Linked DNA regions of Homo sapiens: regions 1, 2, 4 and 5 are each linked to region 3. The links are chromatin loops, found by intact Hi-C in ENCODE. Cell type or tissue: PC-9. All regions are shown on one strand. Region 1 has its middle 60 kb from the start of RTN4. Region 2 overlaps RTN4 (reticulon 4). Region 3 has its middle 64 kb from the start of CLHC1. Region 4 has its middle 43 kb from the start of RTN4. Region 5 overlaps RTN4 (reticulon 4).

Region 1 (4,000 bases), 59 kb after region 3:
GCAGTTTTGAGAGCAGTGCGTGCCCACAGAGGCGGATTTCAACACGCTGAGTCATACTGCAGGGTCTGCCGGCAGAGCTGGTCACAAGGCAGGAGGCAGGCAGCATTCGGGAAGATGGATAGACATGGGGTGAGGTAGATTTTTTAAGGACATTTCAGTGAATATCTGTTCAATGTGTCTGGATAAAGGAAGGGTGGACATTAACGTTTTTTCAACACTTACTCTGTACATGGCCCCTACAGTTGGGCTTCGATTTCGTTGAATTTCCTCCAAACTAGCCAGTGGAGACCCCTCCTCCTAAACAGCCCCAAACACCCTCCTGAGTGGGTCCTTAGGAGAGGTCTGTGACTCCCAGCAGAGGGTGGGAGGTGCTGTGGAAGGCAAAGCCACTTTCGTGGGCCTGGATTGGGGAACAATCCTCCCTCTGCTCCCACAAACACTAGCTAGGTGGATTTATGCGAACAGGAGTGAGGAACATTTATTTCTGTCTGAGGTTGAGTAAGGTGTCACAAAAGGCAGTGACTTTATTTATTATCTCACTATGGGATGAGAATCTGCTTTCCACAGTTGCTATGGATATTTCGTTGTTTCTGTTGATACCACCATCTATTTGGGCCTAAGATTTGAGGGTGCCTCTGAAAAAGGTTTCTTTGTTATCTCTGTGCTTGCTCTGTTTTTAAAATCTCGGAAGAGTGAGGTTAAAGTGAATTTTTTTTTTTCATGCAAGTATTCCAGTGATCCCTCAAGAATTATTGGAAAATAAAAAGCAACTTTGCAGCTAGCAAATTTCCCAAGGTTAGCAAGCAAGCAAGTAAAAATAAAGACAATTTGTTTTTATTTTGTTTTTATTCTTTTCTTTTTTTCAGACCTTATCCCCCATGCGGAGATACATTATTATTATTATTATTGTTATTTTGAGACACAGTCTTACTCAGTTGCCCCGGCTGGAGTACCGTGGTACGATCTCGGCTCACTGCAACCTCCACCTCCTGGGTTCAAGCAATTCTCCTGCCTCAGCTTCCCAAGTAGCTGGGATTACAGGCATGTGCCACCACGCCCAGCTAATTTTTGTATTTTTAGTAGAGACAGGGTTTTGCCATGTTGACCAGGCTGGTCTTGAACTCCCGATCTCAGGCGACCTGCCTGCCTTGGCCTCCCAAAGTGCTGGGATTATAGGCATGAGCTACCGTGCCTGGCCTGGCGTAGATATATTTTTAATCTGTATTTTTCCTGATTTGAGGTTGGCTTTCTATTTTATTTCTGGAGTAAACACCCTTGACATTTATTTAAAGAATGAGACAGTTTTTTTTAAAGGATCCAAATGGACGTATATGCGCCCTCAGATAGATTGACATTGGTCTGCATTATTGATAAGTAACCAGGAAATGCTGTTTGGGAACATTTGTTTTCTTCATCAGCAAGAATTTTTTGAGCCTTTATTGGCTGTGATATGTCATAGGGTATTCCTGATTGTTCTGTTTGTTTTGATATTATTGTAACCTTGGGCAAATATCTACCATTCTAAGGAAATGGAAGGTGAGAAGGGGTACTCAGGGGCCATTTGGGCTATGCCTCTGCTTCTTTTACAGCTGCTTTCTATTGATGAGAGGCACGAGATTCCAGAATTTTTTTTTTTTTTTTTTTTTGAGACAGGGTCTCCCTCTGTCACCTAGGCTGGAATGCAGTGGCAGAAACTCGGCTCACTGCAACCTCTGCCTCCCAGGCTCAAGCAATCCTCCCACCTCAGCCTCACACGTAGCTGGGACTACAGACATAGGCCACCATACCTGGCTAATTTTTGTATTTTTTGGGTAGAGATGGGGTTTCACCATGTTGCCCAGGCTGGTCTCGAACTCCTGGGCTCAAGCTATCCACCAGTCTCGACTTCCCACAATGCTGGGATTATAGGTGTGAACCACCACGCCCAGCCCTGAGATTCCAGAATTTCTTTTGTTCCTTTCACTATTTATCATCCTTCCCTTATTTTTCTTACCACTTCTGAATATAAATTCAATGTCCACTCTTTTTTGGAAGAGAGAAACAGTTTTCTCCCCAGGGAATAAATAATATCCCTCTACAAGGCTAAGATTGTTTTAGGGTGCTCCCTCAGACTCCTCTTTTCTTGGCTGAGTGATTCCCTTTTTCAAATATTTAGGGCATATTTACTCTCTGCCTGGAGCTCCTGTTTGCCAAAGGGCACTCGGGTCAACATATGCTCTGAGTCACTAGCCATCTGCTCCTTTTTCTTGGACAAACCCCTAACATGGAACATATACAGTAACACCCCCTTGCTCCAGAGCATCAACAAAGTAAACACCCTGCTCCAGTGCTTCCTTTTCTAAAAGGTGTTTTAGCAGAATCAGGGAATTGGGGCATAGCAAGTGAGTATCAGTAACAAATATTTTCAGAGGACAGAAATTCCAGAGATAAATGTCCTTGTCAAAGCTGAGTTACCCTTTTTTCTATTCAAGGCCTACCTAGCTACGTGATACTGTACCTGTTGGTTTTTCTATAGAGTGGAAGGAGTATGAGGTATTTGCTTTTGTAAGCACAGTTAATACCAGAAGTGATCAGCAGAGAAGCAGCTGCATTTGAGTCACCCTGAGCAATTTATTATCAGCATTGACATTTCTTTAACTTTGCATCTATTAATTATTGAAGGGCTCAGGCTGTTCAGTGACTTTGTCCCATGCAGGCATCCACTTGCTGGGTTCTAAAAATTATGGCTGTGCTCTTAAACCTTTAGTGCATTTTTATTTTTAAAGGAATTTAGCACTCTTCTAATATATAACTGTTTTTTTCATTTCAGTATTTCAGGAACTTAAAATTTATCAATCTTTTAACAGCTGTGGCTGAAACGTTTCAAAAGTGTGTGTGTTTAAAGGTTCGATGTATCGATTTAAAACAATCCCACTTCTCATAATTTAGAAATTGTACTTGGAGACGTGTCCAGCTGAGCCTGCTGTCACTTGGAAACGCTGCAGACCTGAAAAAGCTGCTGGCCTTGATCTTCTCTTTGCACAGAGTTTCCTTAGGGATGTGTTTAGCACAGAGCTCCTGGAATTATTCTGTGAGGAATATGGCTGTGAAGAGCTCCTGTAGATTCTTAGTCTTACTATTTTTTGGGATTTTAGTCATAGAAATTGGCCTATGATTAGGCTGGTGCAAAAGTAATTGCGGTTTTTGCCATTAATGTTTTTAATTAAAAGTAAAGGCAAAAACCGCAATTACTTTTGTGCCAACCTAAATATTTATTTCTTTATGGGAATCAAAGTAATAAGAGAGGAGAGGTGGGTAAGGATAGGGGCATGGCCCTGTGGCTTCTTATTTCCAAATCCAGTGTAATCTGCTTTTATTACCCCTCTTCCCCCATCCCTCCACTAGAGCTGCTCTTACTGGTTCTTCTCAAAATTCTGTAAGAAAAACAAACCCTATTCAGTATGGCTAGCAAGGGATTCTGAACCTACTAAACCCTCAGTTCTCAATATTATCATTCACCCTGAGTGGAATTCCAGGCCCATCCCCGATGCTGGAGCCCCTTCACCCTTCTCCCTCTCCTGCCTGGCAAGAGATGAGCACTCAAGTAACTAAATGCTCTCTAGCTTAGAATTTGGGGATTACTACTGAAATGGGCAATTTTTAAAAAAATGCTTAATCACATTTCCCTATAGCTGTCCATATATCTATATACATAAAGAACTGGGCTGGGTGGGTTGGCTCACGCCTGTAATCACAGCACTTTGGGAGGCCGAGGCAGGTGGATCACCTGAAGTCAGGGGTTCGAGACCAGCCTGGCCAACATGGGAAAACCCCATGTCTACTAAAAACACAAAAATTAGCTGGGAATTGTGGCATCGCCTGTAATCCCAGCTAGTTGAGAGGCTGAGGCAGGAGAATCACTTGAACCCAGGAGGCAGAGGTTGCAGTGAGCTGAGATGTGCCACTGCACTCCAGCCTGGGCTATATACAGAGCAAGACTCCATCTCAAAAAAAAAAAGGA
Region 2 (4,000 bases), 150 kb after region 3:
TCATGAATAAGAATTGTTTTGATATTCTTACGACTTAAAATATTTTTCTGAAAAAGTATATATAGCCTTTGAGTTTTTTTACTGAAGTACTGTAGATACTAAGAGTTGATATTTTGTTTAAAATATATTTTTATTGAGCAAATAATATTTGGAAAATTTTGATGTAAGTTGGACTTTATTATGATAAGTAGTTAATCTTAACTGGAAGGCTATCAGTAGATGTACAATGTAGCTAAATTAGAACCTGACTCTTGTTAATAAAGGAAACGATTATATTTACTTTTTAAAAAGTGACATTGTTAAATTAGTGAGGATTTATTTAGTGCTTACTGTGGGCCCAATACAGATTGAAAATAAATATGTACCATAAAAAAGAGATACCTGCTAAATATAATGTGGTTAAATAACTTAATTTTAGGCATTTTACAGACCTGAGTTCTAATTCTGACCCTTTCACTGATTTAGCTGTATGACCCTTGGCAAATGTTTTAATCTACTTGAGCTTCAATATTTTAGTAATAAGGATTTTTTCTAAGGACTTGATAACTATCAGTGAAGTTAGAGCAACAGTTTATGAAGCAGTCTGACATACAATACACGCTCATTGTACAAATTTGAAAAATGTAGAAAAGCATTGAGATGAAAAAAATTATAATCATATTACCCAGACATAATCAATGTTTAATATTTTAGAATATATTATTCTAGTCTACTTTCAATGCACATGTGTTTTGTTTTTGTTTTTGTTTGAGACATAGTCTCGCTCTGTCACTCAGGCTGGAGTAGCAGTGGCGGGATCTCCACTCACTGCAACCTCTGCCTCCTGGGTTCAAGCGATTCTCGTGCCTCAGCCTCCCGAGTAGCTGGGATTACAGGTGTGGGCCACCGTGCCTGGCTAATTTTTGTATTTTTAGTAGAGACAGGGTTTCACCATGTTGGCTAAGCTGGTCCAGAACTCCTGACCTTAAGTGATCTGCCCACCTTGGCCTCCCAAAGTGCTGGGATTAAAGGCATGAACCAGCGCACCTGGCCGCATATGTGTATTTTTAAGAATGTAATAGTGTTTTATGAAATTGGAATCATACTCTATATATTGTTTATAAGCTTTTAAAAACTTTAGTAATGTCTTATATAATGCAAACATTTCCATGTCTTTAAATATTTTGCTGCTGATTTTTTGTACTTAGTGTTCCTTAGTATGGGTATAGTTTAACCAGTCACTTTGCTATTGTTGGACCCTTAGATTGTTCCTTTGTTATTGATAAATAATGCTATTAACCTCTTTATATTTAAATATGTCTTACATATCCCTGAATTATTTTCCATAAATCAATTTGAAATAAAAACCTAGGTTAGTGGGTATGAGCATTTATAAGGGTTTGTATAAAAATTGGCCACCAGAAAAGTTGTACTAATTTTTACCCTTTTATCAGAAGAAGAAAACACCCATTTCTCTACTTTCACCAACAATTCATATTGCTTATTTTTTGATAGATAATATTTTTACATTATACAAAATGCAGAAAGTACAGTGACAGTCACACTTCTTCCTCTCTCTCTGTTGTCCAGCTGCCTAGTGCTGTTTCCTAGAGTTATCTACTATGACTCGTTCCTTAAATATTCTTCTGGACATTCTGTACTAGGTATTTTTTAAAAGCCCTTTACCAGTTTGATAGGTGCAAGTAGTACTTGCTTTTTTGATCTTTGATTATTAGTGAATGTGAACATGTTGGCAGTTTGTATTTCTTCTGTGATTTTTGCTTGTTCATACTCTTTGCCCATTTTTAAATGTAGGTGTTCATTTTTTTCCCTGATTTTATGAGAGTTCTTTACATATAAAGGATGTAAACTCTTGTGTTATAGTTTTCCCTCAGTTTTCTAAAAGATTTTTAGTTTACATTTCAGTGGACATTTTCAGTTTTCACAAAGGAAAATATATTTTTTATTTACTTATAGTTTTAATTTTACACTTAGTTCTGATCTATTTAAAATTGATTTTGGATTCCGATTAGGGATTATTTTGCCCCACGTATTTTTTTGGTGTTAGAGTTGTTTTCCTATTCCCATACTCTGATCTAGCTGCCTAGGGCCAGGCAGCAATCTTGTGGAAAAGCCAGAAAGTTAATGTTTGCCAGATTGCCTTCCATGAACTGGGCAATCAACTGTAGACTACGGGTGTTGGTGCCATCTAGTGTTGCAGATGGAAGATCAAGTCTGTGGAATGATCTATAATTGACTATGTGGAATAAATTCAGTTGGACAGAGAAATTTAGCGAGCTGTGAATATCGTTTTGCACTAACAGATGAGTTTAAAATTTTTATAAACAATTTTGAATATTGACATCTTGTACCAAATCAAACAAATGCTTTAATCATACTACTATAAACATTATGAAATGACCTTAAAGATTCCCCCCAAACCTGGATACTTAAATGAAGACATTAAAGTTTAAGAAGATCTGTTTAGGGCCTAGTGACTATTAATTCTTGAATTCAGAATTTAAAAATGCGTGCTTGAGGCCAGGTGCAGTGGCTCACGTCTGTAATCCCAGCACTTTGGGAGGCTAAGGCGGGCAGATCACGAGGTCAGGAGATCCAGACCATCCTGGCCAACATGGTGAATCCTCGTCTCTACTAAAAATACAAAAATTAGCTGGGCTTGGTGGCACGCACCTGTAGTCCCAGCCACTTGGGAGGCTAGGCAGGAGAATCACTTGAACCCGGGAGGTGGAGGTTGCAGTGAGCCAAGATCGTGCCACTGCATTCCAGCCTGGTGACAGAGCGAGACTCTGTCTCCAAAAAAAAAAAAATGCTTGCTTCAGCAGCACATACTAAAATTGGAATTATACAGAGAAGATTAGCATAGCCCCTGCACAAGAATGACGCATAGAATTTGTGAAGTGTTTCATATTTTTATATAAAAAATTTTTAAAAATGCTTTGGGTGTTTAAGAATATTTGTATGTTTTAGATTATAATGTAAGAAGTTAGCATATTAGTTTTCATAAATAGTGTCACTTTCAGTTTATGAATTTTAGTATTCATTTTTGGTACCTTATGTTAAATTTTTTATAGACTTTAAAATGCTCGTTGTTTTGCTATTTTAACTTGTACTGTCATTCATTTTCTAGACTAAAATCTTTTTCCAGTTCTTAAGATTTAATTCAGTAATGTTGAAGTGCTGTAATTTAGTCCATAGAGGGCATTATATTACAGCATATGGTAGGGTTTTAAAAATTAACTCCTTTCAGTATTGAAACATGTTAATTTCATACCTTTGTGTAGCTCAGAATAGTTAAATTTTGAAATAAGCTTAAAACTACTGTGTAGCTATAATTGTTTCTTATTTTTTAAAAAACATGCCTATTTTCTGTGGCTGGAAAGTATAAATTATTTTAGCTCTCAAGAGCAGTGTACATAAGCAGTCTCTAACTTTCAGAGTAGCATTTTCAATCCAAATGATTGCTGCTTTCCCACCCTCTTTCCCTTGCATCTCTAAATGTTGTAAAGAAAAACGAAGCAAAACAAAAACCTGAGTTTTTCCTGGGTGCAGAAGTAGAGGAAAGAAAGAAATGGAAAAGGAAGAATGTCTTAGAATAAGAGCTGGCTGGGGTGGACTTAACACCTTGCCTAGTGCTGCCTGTTCTAAAATCTAAAATATAACTTTCTACTGTCTGAAATCTTGCCAGTTAGATACCACCCCCCCTACACCCTCCCCCCCCCCCAAAAAAAAACCCACCAAAAAACATACACACAGTTTCTGAGGTCATAAAAGAGTTTCTTGTTTAGTAGGAATTGATTTATGCGTATTTCCTACTTAACAGGTAAGTGCATGAAGGAAACGAGGGTTTGGTCTGAGATGTGAGAAAAGAAACCGTGTAGGTAATTTTACAGCATATTACCCTTTAGAGCTTATCCCTTCATAAGATGCAAAGGAAAGACATTATGGATATGTATTTGGGCAAGTTTTCATCTTTGATTTTTTTGTCATGCTTGGGAGA
Region 3 (4,000 bases):
CTTCCTCTGTCACTCAGGCTGGAGGGCAGTGGTGCGATCTTGGCTCACTGCAACCTCCACCTTCTGGGTTCAAGTGATTATCCTGCCTCAGCCTCCCAAGTAGCTGAGATTACAGGCGCCCCCCACCACGCCTGGCTAATTTTTGTATTTTTAGTAGAGATGGGGTTTCACCATGTTGGCCAGACTGGTCTCAAACTCCTGACCTCAGGTGATCTGCCCGCCTTGGCCTCCCAAAGTGCTGGGATTACAGGCGTGAGCCACCATGTCCAGCCTGCTCACACACTTTGGTAATGTACATTTTGGAAGCAGCCCCCAGCAGTGGGACTGAATTGTCAAAAGATTTTTGCCAAATTGCTTAAAGAGTTAGGCGTTTATGAATTAATGATGATGAGTTTTGATTGCAGGCCCTGACCAACCCAAAGAGCAAACAGTTTGAAAAGTCAGCTTGAAAAGTCTGCAGGCTGTTTTTGGCCAGCCTCCTTGAGGTGAGTACTTAATGTTGATCAGCTTCTGAACACAACATCCAGAAACAGGTTTGTGCTGCTACTAGGATCAATAATGAGAATGCGAAAAACATTGGCAGAGAGATTCCAGTGGCCTTCCAGATTGCAGTGCAGAGAGCCTGCTTGCCAAGAAACCAAACATAGGTATTAATCTTGGCATCCGAGAATGTGACTCTCCCTGTTTTCTTGAGGGTGCAGGGACAGGGAGAATAATTGCCAAGGCTATTCCTTCTATTCCTTTGCCCAGGTTGGTCCCCTAGAGATGGAAAAAAGTCCTTTATGCTATTTGTGTGTATAAACAGTCTCCAAGTTTCTTCTACCCTCTGGGTATGCTTTTTCAGGTGTCAAATGAACATGATAATATTTTCTAAGAGATGATTTTCATGCTGACTCTTTCCCTAAGGAACAAGAGGTCTTGAAGAGCTCATAACACCAGTAGCAGATACCAGAAAAAGGTGCATATCTTAAACCCAAGTGACACATAAATTAGACATCAATAAGATTACAGCTACTCTCATTCTGTGATTTGTAATCCATGAAAAATTGCTTATAAAATGAATGTTTTCTAAATGAAACAGGACTGAAATGGTTATTTTGAAGAAATTTTCCTGGGAATGCTCTGTGAGATGAATCACCAACTCCTAATTTATCTGCCTGGTAAATGTTAGGTTTGCCTAATGCAAAGTGTCCCATTGATAGGGATAATAGCAGGCACCACAAACACTTGTTGAAATCATCTTTGCTTAAATGCTAAATAGAGCATCGAAACTAGTTTGAGGCTTCACATTAAGAAAACTGTTACTAATTTTGAGCATGTATAGATCGTGAAGATGTAGAAAGAAAAGTTGAAGGAATGGGGTTATTCAATTTGGGAAGAAAAAAACAAACATATAATCACAGTTCTGCCTTTGAGTGTCCAAAAGCCCTCACCTTAAGGATACAACAAACTCTAAGCCACATGAGCCATAGAACTAAATAATAAACCATTTTTATTTGAGACAGAATAATTTGCTGATGGTGGAGATTGTGAAGGCTGGTATTGGGTCAATAAAGAAAGTTGTAGAAGGAGCTACTCTGAAAGCCTTAAAAAATAAACTAGTTGCTCTCTTCTGTTTGATATAATTATGGTAGTTTCTGGGTTTTAGAGGAGTCCTAAAGAAAATTCTTGAGATGATCTTTTTTGGAGAAGCCCTGTGCAACACTCAAAATTACTTAATCCAACAACCATTTCCTGATTAGCTACTAAGAGAGGAATAAGACATCCTATGTATCTCATGGGTACTTGCAATCTAGAAGTAAAGTTATATACAAACAATTGTAATACAACATGGTAAGAGTTAAAATGGAAACATAACAGAACAATGACCTTTCTTGGTTAGGATTTACTAGAATATGTGCCAGTTTGACTCAGTAGATGGCGGCAGAGATGCCAGCAAGACCTTCAGTGATTGGAATTGTTTTTATGGGGAAGAAGTGAGGCTGGTCCTATTGTTTCTAGTCGTATTTTTCAATATAGTCATATTTTCTGGTTGGAAAGCTTGAGCAGCTCAAGGACCATTCTTGGAGGATTTGTATTCTTAAGAAGATGGCCCTTTAAGGAAAATTTACTCTATATGAAAATATGTAAACATCCAAGCACTTTTTCATATTTAGCTTTTCAGTGAAATAGGGATGAGGGTGGGGTGAGTGGGGTGAGTCCAGGCCTGGAGAGAGGACTTTGTTTTCTAAACATAGCATTTATTTTCGAGGCACTTCAAAGGATGTATTGTAGTAGGATCCTGCTCTTTATGCAGCAATCCTACACTGTTAGACGCTTGACCAGGCCCCTCGTGGCTTGGCTGACTTTTCTGTTTGTGCTGCTTTGGGCTGAAGCACAGGCTAGTTGAAGAGTTGTTGCTGATGCCGTAACTGTAGCTTTGAAACCTTTTGGCATGCTCAGTGTATTCTTCAGGAAACTAAGAAATGTAGACTTAGAAATAACCCAAGCCAGACAACTTGTTGCCAGATTGTGGGGAGTGTATTCTCCCAAAATCATTGAGATGGTTTCAGAACTAACTGAAGAGAGTGCCTGGTTATTCTGCTTGCACAGTCTTCAAGCCTTGATTCAAAGTGGGGCAATGAGATTAGTGCAGAGGTGAAGGCAAGAGGCGTCTGTGTGTGCCTCCGGAGAGACCCTAGCCTAGGAAGCAATTCTGAGACTTTGTTATTTTCTGACCAGAACTGCCAGCTCACGGATCTCCACATACCACTTAGCTTTTGAAGGGAGCCTATGAGCCAAGGTTAAGTCTTCTTTCACCCCACAGTTGGGGTTTTATTTGTTGTCTTTGTTCCTCAGCTCTGTCTCCATCAAAAACAAGATAATGAGCTTGTTGGTCAAGCAGCTTGTAATTTTCCCAGGTCAGCTGAGTGTCTAGAGGAGGAGAAACAAGGCCTGATGATTCCTGAGTAGGTGAATACATTTAGGAGGACAGAGAATTATTTGTAAGTCAGGGTTTCTCAACCTCAGCACTACTGACAGTTTGGACGGGATAATTCTTTGTTATGTGAGGTTGTCCTGTGGCCTTGTGGATGCAGGACACTAGATGCCAGTAATCACCCTCCCCAACCCCAGCTCCCCTGGCTATCAGAAATTGTGTTAGGCCACGCCCAGTGGTTTGGCGCCACTAGTGTGAGTTTTCCTCATGAGTATAAAAACTCTACCACTCCACAGTTAAATGTCATAGTTACTGGGTGGATCTTCTGTAAACAGGGTCAGAGATAGTAAAGTAAGGGCCTGGACCTCCCTTATTTCTTTCTCCAACATAAATCACTACTTATCATTGCAGATCCAGAAAGCATCTTTTTTTTTTTTTTTTTTTTTTTTGAGATGGAGTCTCACTCTGTCACCAGGCTGGAGTGCAGTGGCGCCATCTGGGCTCACACAACCTCCGACTCCCTGGTTCAAGCGATTCTCCTGCCTCAGCCTCTTGAGTAGCTGGAATTACAGGCACGTGCCACCGCACCCTGCTAATTTTTGTATTTTTAGTAAAGGTGGGGTTTCACCATGTTGGCCAGGATGGTCTCAATCTCCTGACCTCATGATCCACCCGCCTCGGCCTCCCAAAGTGCTGGGATTACAGGAGTGAGCCACTGCACCCGGCCAAGAAAACATCTTGAGCTATGTACATGGAAACAAACAAACAAAACAAAACAGGCCTTATCTCACTTTCAACTCAGAAATCTCAGTATCTCAGGGATTCTTGGTAAGACAGAAGTAACTGATGTGCTCAGATTTCTCTTGTAGGCAGAAGGCTATCACCTTCAAGCATGAGCTGCCTGCCTTCTGAACTCGCAGACCGCCTCTTCCGTTCTCTGGGGGCACATTGGCTTCCGTGTTCCTAGGTTTAACCTTTCTTCTTCCCTTGATCCCTTTGTATCTTCAGTTAGGAGCCCAGGCTGTGGAAATGCTTGCCTGGAAGGGTGGGAACCAAAGTGCCCTCAGTGGCTTTAGAATGTGA
Region 4 (4,000 bases), 75 kb after region 3:
CGATTCTCCTGCCTCAGCCTCCCAAGTAGCCAGGATTACAGGCACATGCCTCTACTGCCCAGCTGATTTTTGTATTTTAAGTACAGACGGGGTTTCACCATTTTGGCCAGGCTGATCTCGAACTCCTGAAGTCAGGTGATCCACCTGCCTCGGCCTTCCAAGTGCTGCGATTACAGGTGTGAGCCACCGCGCCCAGCCTTATTATGGTATTTGGATATTGCATGTTGTGTGGATGGAGTATGGCGATAATACGGGAAATACAAGAGGAGGACTTGTGTGGAGTAGGAGGTCACTCGGAAACCATGGTTATTTCATTGGTATTCAAAATCTGAAGTTTCTTATATGAATTTCTTGCTGTGCATCTCTTGCTTTCACTTTTGGGTATTAACACTCAAGCCTGTCTCAAGTCCACTTCATTCTTTGCTTGACCTAACTCAGGGGTAACTGTCAGTCTTACATAGACCTGATGTTAGCACCATGGTTCCTTGTGCCTCAAACGTTTTCCACCAGATTGTCTCCTAGTCAGCTCTTCCTTGTCATTCATCTCAAATGTCCCCTGCCCAGAAAGCCTCCTTTGATGACCTGATCTAAAGTAGCCCCTCCCCAGTCACTCCACATAGCATGGCTCTGTTGTGTTTTGTTCATGGCTCTTATCACTATCTAATATTTACTTGTCTGTTTACTTGTTTATGGTATGTGGCGTATTTTCCCACTCAAACTGAAGTCCCATGAAAGCAGAAGCTCACCTGATTGGTCACTGCTCTATACTTCACTGCGCAACAGTACCCAGAGTGCTAGTGATGCTCAGGAATTATCTGCTTAATTAATTCATGTAAAACACTCTCTTTGTCAGCTTGGCGACTGTCACAAAATAGCACAGCCTGGGTGACTTCAACAACAAACATGTATTTCCTACAGTTCTGGAGGCTGAAAAGCCCAAAATGCAGGTGCTGATGGATTCCTGGTGAGGGCTTTCTTCCTGGCTTGCAGACAGCTGCCTTCTCACTGTGTCCTCATGTGGTGGAGAGAGAGAGATCTCTCCTTAGAAGGCACTAATCCCATCATGGGGACTCTACTCTCAGGGCCTCATCTAAATCTAATTACCCCCCAAAGGCTCCACATCCTAATACCATCACACTGAGGGTGCAGCTTTAACATATGAATCTTGGGGGAACATGATTCAGTCCATAACAAACACCATTATGGCTCCATCCGCTCTGCCACCCAGATACATTAGTGTAGGATATTAGTGATCGTAAGAAAATTGTGACTCTTTCATGCTATTTCCATGTCCCTCTCATATTCCATTTATAAATAGAATAAAAGCAAGAAAATTCTCTTCCTTATAATTCCTTTCCCAATTCTATTTCCCTTAGAAAAAGCAAACCATTCAAGTAACAGAAGCATAGCTAAATGAAATGCATTATATCCTTGCCAGACCTTAACAGGGAGTTAGTTAAGGGGCCCTCAGACTGCCTTCCTCTGGCTGTAATCAGAGGAGGAAACAATTGAGACATTTACCCTTTTTCCTCTTACCAATTTCTCTTCTCCTTTTCTCCTTCATCTCTGACTCTTTCCTAATCCCCCCTGGCCTCGTGGAGGGAGAGGTGTTGGTACCCTTGTACTCTCCAGATCTCAGGAAAGATGCAGATAATGACTCAGGGCTTCCTCCGGAAGAAGCATCACCTCTAAGCTATGCTGCGGAATCACTTAGAGGTTATGAGTGCAAGAACTTCCCTCAGCATAATAAACACCTTTCTGGCGTAACAGGAGAATGAAGAATACTTTCTTTGGGCCCAGGGACATTATTGCTTAATTTATTCTATATATATATAAAATAAATTAAATATATATAGAATAAATTATTTAAGTATAAAATACACACATATGTTTATGTGTTTGTAAATAAAACAACATACAGGTATACATGCATTTAGCCATTTAGAGTTCAACAGCATTTCAGTTGTATTTTTTAGCATTTCAACCACAAAAACTGTTGAACTAGGCACTTACAGGTATTACTAAGAGCAAATACAAATTCTATATTAATGTGTATGACATTTCTTCATTAAAGAGCTGTCACTATAATTGGCTGGCCCACGAATGTGCATCATAAGCTATCAAAACACAGACATTTTCAAGCAGCTCTTAGAACAATGCAAGGCTCTTATCTTCTGATATTTTACACACGTACACACACACATAGACACACACACAATGGTTATTTTTATTAGTGGTCAGAACTCAGTAAGCAACACTGAATAGATAAGTGAAAAAGTGAATTTTTAAAATCAAACAAAAAAGTTTTACCCATTGGGAAAATGTCTGTGAAGAAGAAGAAAATGCGAAGGGGCAAAACTGGCTACTTTGAAAGAATAAAACTTCACCCCATGTGAATTTTCCTGGGGCCGCTTCTAGCTCTAGTGTGAGGCCTCTGCTTTCTCCAGGGGAGCCCCCAAACTGAAATTGGAAAAGGGCATCTACATATATATGTGGTCAGTTTTACCTGGCTTACAGGAAGGAGTTAAATGACAAAACTCTAATGAGTGAGGCTTTTACCAGGTGCCACAATTGGGTGTGGCCTCTGACAGAGGGCAAGCAGGAAACAAGTGAAACTCAGGTATACTCATTCCACAAGTTTGTGTTGAGCACTTTTTTCTGCCAGGTAGTGTTCTAGGAGCTGGAGATAAAAAATCTCTTCCTTCGGGCCGGGCACGGTGGCTCACGCCTGTAATCCCAGCACTTTAGGAGGCCGAGGTGGGCAGATCACCTGAGGTTGGGAGTTTGAGACCAGGCTGACAACATGGAGAAACCCTGTCTCTACTAAAAATACAAAATTAGCCAGGGGTGGTGGTGAATGCCTGTAATCCCAGCTACTAGGGAGGCTGAGGCAGGAGAATTGCTTGAACCCAGGAGGTGGAGGTTACGGTGAGCTGAGATCATGCCATTACACTCCAGCCTGGGCAACAAGAGGGAAACTCCAACTCGAAAAAAAAAAAAAGAAAAGAAAAAAAAATCTCTCCCTTCATTGAGCTTCCTTTTTTTTTTTTAAGTCATGGTCTCACTCTGTCACCCAGGCTGGAGTGCAGTGGTGCCATCTCAGCTCACTGCAGCCTCAAACTCCTGGACTCAAGCAATCTTCCCACCTCAACCTCCCAGGTAGCTGAGACTACAGGCATGTGCCACCAAGCCTGGCATGGTTTGGCTGTGTCCCCACCCAAATCTCAACTTGAATTGTGTCTCCCAGAATTCCCACATGTTGTGGGAGGGACCCAGGGGGAGGTAATTGAATCATGGGGGCCAGTCTTGCCTGTGCTGTTCTCGTGATAGTGAGTAAGTCTCACGAGAGCTGATGGATTTATCAGGGGTTTCCGCTTTTGCATCTTTTTTATTTTTCTCTTGCCGCTGCCATGTAAGAAATGCCTTTTACCTCCTGCCATGATTCTGAGGCCTCCCCAGCCATGTGGAACTGTAAGTCCAACTAAACCTCTTTTTCTTCCTAGTTTTGGGTATGTCTTTATCAGCAGCATGAAAACAGACTAATACACTGGCTAATTAAAAAAAGTTTTCTTTTTGGAGAGACAGTATCCTGCTATATTGCCCAGGCAGGTCCCAAACTCCTGGGCTCAAGCAATCCTCCTGCCTCGGCCTCCCACAGTACTGGGATTCTAGGTACAAGCTACTGCAGCTGGCCTGAGCTTACATTCTAATGAGGACAGGAAGATGAAAAATTTGTAATCAAGCAACAAGTAAGTGTTACAGGAAAATAAGATAAAGGGTAGAGAGTGAGCAGGGGCTAGAAGTTTAGGGATTGGGGCAGACAGGTGAAAATTTAAGGGAAAAGCATTCCAGGCAGAAAAATAGCATGTACGGAGGCTCTGAGGCAAGAAGCTTTATGTGTATGTGGGAAGAAAGGGCCCAGTGTGGATGACACCCTATGAATGGAGGAAGAAAGAGGTCAGAGTGGTAAACACGGCCCAATCACGTGGGGCCCCCTAGG
Region 5 (4,000 bases), 190 kb after region 3:
TACATAAGCAGCTGTTAAGAGTCTCACCTTGCAAATAAACTCTCCCAAAGTTCTGACTGACGAAACAGGCACTAAACCACAGTTGTGTAATTTAAGCCTGAAGCACTGGACCTGTAGTGCTTTTCTTTTTCATAGAACTTGTCATTTGTGTTGTATATGCTCTTTCCTGTGACTCTGCAGAAAACAGGCAGACTTGTTTCCAATCTAAGCCTGGGCAGAAATGTAGTGGTGGTAATTCTCATAATTTTTCATTTTTCATTTCCAAGAGAAATGTTCTAGTTTATATTTATCACACATGCCAAGGATATAGTAGTAATAAGGTGACTGGGCCTTTAGACTCAGAAAAACAATTTCTGAACTGGTCAGAATAGGTTTAAGTGCTTAAAGTGCTTTTTAAAAAAAAAAAACAAAAACATTTTAGCCTTTATAACCTAGTAGTTGATACGTTATTTTCAGCTGTTTGCGTCTCTGGGCTTACAGGTATGAGCCACTGCGCCCAGCCGCATCTCTTATTTTTATTTATGACTTGGAACTTAAGTTACTTCCTAATAACATCAAGGGTAAATAATGTAGTTTCCTTTTATTACTTACCTCTTTCGTATAGAGTGGTTGCATTTAGTGACTAAATCTGTAGTGGTGTTTTAAAATGATCTGATGTTAGTCTGTAAATAAAAAGATTACGGTTATGTTGTTTGGCATGCTTGGTTAATAAGTTTCAAAAGAGATCAACTAAAAATATTTTGGAGCAAATGAAATAGAACCTTGTACATACAGCCTAGAGGAAACCAGTTCCTATTCATGTATTATTACCTTCTATACGTAGCTGACTTCTAGGGTAGAACATGTGTGAAAAGTGATTGAGGAGGAGGTACTGATGCCGCTTAAGATGGATGGTTTGTGGGTAGGAATTGACTGAGAAGAAATACTGTCTGTAAGTAGTAATTCAGAGCTTCAAACAGCAAAGGACCATCTCTGAATTTAGTAGTCAAAGATTGGTGGGGGAGAGAGGTGACTTCAAAGAAAAGCCTGGTGAGCTTAGGGGAGAGGAGAGATGCTTGTTGTTTTTATAGATTCAATAAACACGGCAACAGAGATACACCAAAAGTCATCCTCGATGTTTGCACAGTATAGCAGTGAAGGCAGCTATATGTCTACAATTTAACATTTTTCTTGAGAGAAATGTCATTCTTGAATAAATCTATTTTTAAAATTGATCTGGGAATGATTCATTATGCTCTAGTTTTCTGAGTTTGAGTATAAAGTTTCCACTTGTCTTTAATCAAAAGAAAACTTATTTATTCTTTCAGAGAAAATTTTCATCCATACACAGTCCATTGTGTAGATACGGGGCAAGAGGAGAGAGAAAATGTTAGAAAGGGGCTGATGAGATCTTAAGAAACATTTTAAATCTCTGTTTTGCACACGTATTTGAGAATCGAATATGAGGACTTTTTAAAAAAAGTTTTGAGAAATAATTTCTTTGTTAAATCTTATATTTTAATTTCTTTTGAAAACTACATTTTTTTGTAAAAGCAATTATGTTATTCATGAGGAAGCTAGCATAAATGAGAGAAATCGAACTTGATAAGTTCTTGCATTGAGTGACTGCTAATTTGAAAGTAACAGAAAGTAACACATGATGAGACAGATTTCCTTTCTGGAACACTTGTTGTTTCTTAGTATTGAAAAAAAGGACTTTCATTAAAATTATAATTTATCCTTAAGGATTAGCAATCCTTTTAAAAAGAGAAGAGAAGAAAAACGTACTTGATTGGTTTCCCTGAGTTGTGTTTTTGGCAAGCCCAGAGCTCAAGGAAACCTGCTTGGTGACTTCCCCAGCTGGCAATTCATTTAGGACTGCAAATAAGTAACAGTTGCCTCATCATGTTAGCACTTAAAGTGAACCTGGCATTTAGATCTCAAAATCTAGAGGCAAATGAATAAGGCAGGGAATCTGTCCTTTTCTCCCCATGAAAGGTAAAGCCCTTGGTAATTCAGGTGCACACTCTGATAATGTACATGAAAGGTCTTCCTTGATAAACGATAAACCTTGTGATTTTGCCACACAAGAATTTAGCTAAACCCTTTCCTAATGTCATTGTATATGAGTAGTACAGATTCCATGTGTTTGTTTCCATTGAATATACAGAAATACTGAATACTTCCTTAAAACAGCTTTTATTGAAAAAAGGAAGCTGATAAAAATCACTTTGCTTTTTTATAAAAACGCTTGATAGGATTACCTTTCTAGAGAGACTTCTGTGTATGGCCACACTTATCCACCACAGTTTTTGTTTATATAGAGAGCATTTTAAAAAGAAGAAGGTTTTCCTGGCCATGCACAGTAGCTCACGCCTGTAATCCCAGCACTTTGGGAGGCCAAGGCGGAAGGATTGCTTGAGGCCAGGAGTTTGAGACCAGCCTAGGCAACATTGTGAGACTGTTTCTATAAAAAAAAAAAAACTGAAAAATCAGCCAGCCATGGTCGCCCATGCCTGTAGTCCCAGCTACTTGGGAGGCTGAGGCAAGAGGATTCTTGAGCCCAGGAGGTGGAGGATGCAGTGAGCCATAATCATACCACTGCATTCCAGCCACGGCAACAGAGTGAGACCCTGTCTGTTTAAAAAAAAAAAAAAAATTATTAAAATCTTAATCTTAAGTTCCTTAATAGTGGACTGTATTACTTTTTGCCTTTTAGCCACAAAAACTGGTAGGGAAAGTTATATTCTGTCACCCTAAAGCAAGCAAAAAATGTTTTTCCAATTCCCATTCTTTTTTTACTTTTTCAACATAAGGAAAAATGTATTTACCTTGTTTAAACGGATTTATTTTAATGCCTTACAGTCAGATTTTAAATTTATGGGAAGTTTGCTAATAGCTCCAGTCTCTCCAGTTGAGATGAATGTTTTTTCTTATTTAAATAACAATGAGTTTTTTAAAATTTATAGGAAGTAGCTTTTTATTGGAATTACATTGATTTTATATGATTCATAGCTAGGAAAATGGAAACCATCTTAATTTCAGGAAAATGTAGTAGAAATTACTCTCATTTCTAAATTTTTGTCATTTAGAAAAGACATTTTTATCAAGCTCTGTGTTTACAAAATAATAGTTTTTAAACAACAATTTGAAAGAAGTATCTCTATAACTCATTGTCTTCATAAATGCAAAATCTGTTGTGTGCCCTCAAATTTATATCTACATTTTTAGATTCTGGGTCACAATTATCACTAGCTCTTTTTTTTTTTTTTTTTTTTTTGGAGATAGAGTCTCGCTGTGTCACCCAGGCTGGAGGGCGGTGGTGCGATCTTAGGCTCACTGCAACCTTTGCCTTCCAGGTTCAAGTGATTCTCCTGCTTCAGCCTCCCAAGTAGCTGGGACTACAGGTGTCCGCCACCACGCCCAGCTAATTTTTGTATTTTTAGAAGAGATGGGGTTTTGCCAAGTTGGCCAGACTGGTCTCGAACTCCTGACCTCAGGTGATCTGCCTGCCTTGGCCTCCCAGAGTGCTGGGATTACAGGTGTGAGCCACCATGCCCAGCCTACAATTATGACTATTTCCATGTGAAACCATCTTCCTCAGAAATTGAAATTTTAGAGCCGCTCTTGCTAGCATGTGAAACCTTTTCCTTGCTTATTGCCTTTTGGCGGGGGCAGTGAAGGAGGAGCCTGGCCTTTCAAAATGTGATCAAAAAAATAACCAAACTCCAGGGCTCATTAGTCCTTTTATAAACACCGGTGTGAAATGATGGGTATCCGTGTGCCTGGTCCAAGTTTCCTGGTGGTTGACTTGGGCGAATAAAAATAAGACATGTTCTGCAGAGTTCTCCTTTTAAATTCTTGTGTAATATTCCGTTTGTTTTGCTCCTTTGCAATTAACTACAAACTTCTAAGTCCTAGAAAAGATTTCAAGTATTTATAGAGTGAGCAACGATCATTTTCCTAGTCAAATAGTATGGCAAAAATCACTGTTTTAAAAAGTTGTGGCATTAAACTATAA

Evidence for each region. A loop is a pair of places that touch in the nucleus more often than their neighbours do. Peaks named below come from ENCODE experiments on the same cell type or tissue, not always from the same donor. Only the 100,000 strongest peaks of a DNase experiment are listed, where the experiment ranks them.
Region 1: a loop joins it to region 3, with 2.2 times the contacts of the local background. A loop is called at or near these places in 42 of 110 quality-filtered maps.
Region 2: a loop joins it to region 3, with 9 times the contacts of the local background. A loop is called at or near these places in 88 of 110 quality-filtered maps.
Region 4: it touches region 3 in a loop (3-fold over the local background); 15 of 110 quality-filtered maps call a loop at or near these places.
Region 5: it touches region 3 in a loop (4-fold over the local background); 7 of 110 quality-filtered maps call a loop at or near these places.

Annotation. Positions count from the first base shown.
Region 1 is chr2:55,107,957-55,111,956 of GRCh38, reverse strand. It overlaps a transcript of RTN4 not described here. Among named protein-coding and RNA genes, the nearest start is that of RTN4, 60 kb to the right of the region's middle. In PC-9, no CTCF peak of the experiment used is centred here; DNase peaks (open chromatin) are centred at 16, 2,216 and 2,506; H3K4me3 peaks cover 1,119 bases; H3K27ac peaks cover 4,000 bases.
Region 2 is chr2:55,013,333-55,017,332 of GRCh38, reverse strand. The region is part of intron 3 of RTN4 (reticulon 4); the gene reads left to right. It also overlaps the pseudogene RNU6-433P. Among named protein-coding and RNA genes, the nearest start is that of RTN4, 35 kb to the left of the region's middle. In PC-9, CTCF peaks have their summits at 1,976 and 2,177 (motif pointing left); DNase peaks (open chromatin) are centred at 1,612 and 2,172; H3K4me3 peaks cover 635 bases; H3K27ac peaks cover 3,207 bases.
Region 3 is chr2:55,166,675-55,170,674 of GRCh38, reverse strand. No RefSeq gene overlaps it. Among named protein-coding and RNA genes, the nearest start is that of CLHC1, 64 kb to the left of the region's middle. In PC-9, CTCF peaks have their summits at 1,712 and 1,925 (motif pointing right); a DNase peak (open chromatin) is centred at 1,944.
Region 4 is chr2:55,091,240-55,095,239 of GRCh38, reverse strand. It overlaps a transcript of RTN4 not described here. Among named protein-coding and RNA genes, the nearest start is that of RTN4, 43 kb to the right of the region's middle. In PC-9, no CTCF peak of the experiment used is centred here; DNase peaks (open chromatin) are centred at 1,689 and 2,599; H3K4me3 peaks cover 2,229 bases; H3K27ac peaks cover 4,000 bases.
Region 5 is chr2:54,977,691-54,981,690 of GRCh38, reverse strand. All of the region lies in intron 5 of RTN4 (reticulon 4), which reads left to right. Among named protein-coding and RNA genes, the nearest start is that of RTN4, 71 kb to the left of the region's middle. In PC-9, no CTCF peak of the experiment used is centred here; a DNase peak (open chromatin) is centred at 1,840; H3K27ac peaks cover 2,312 bases.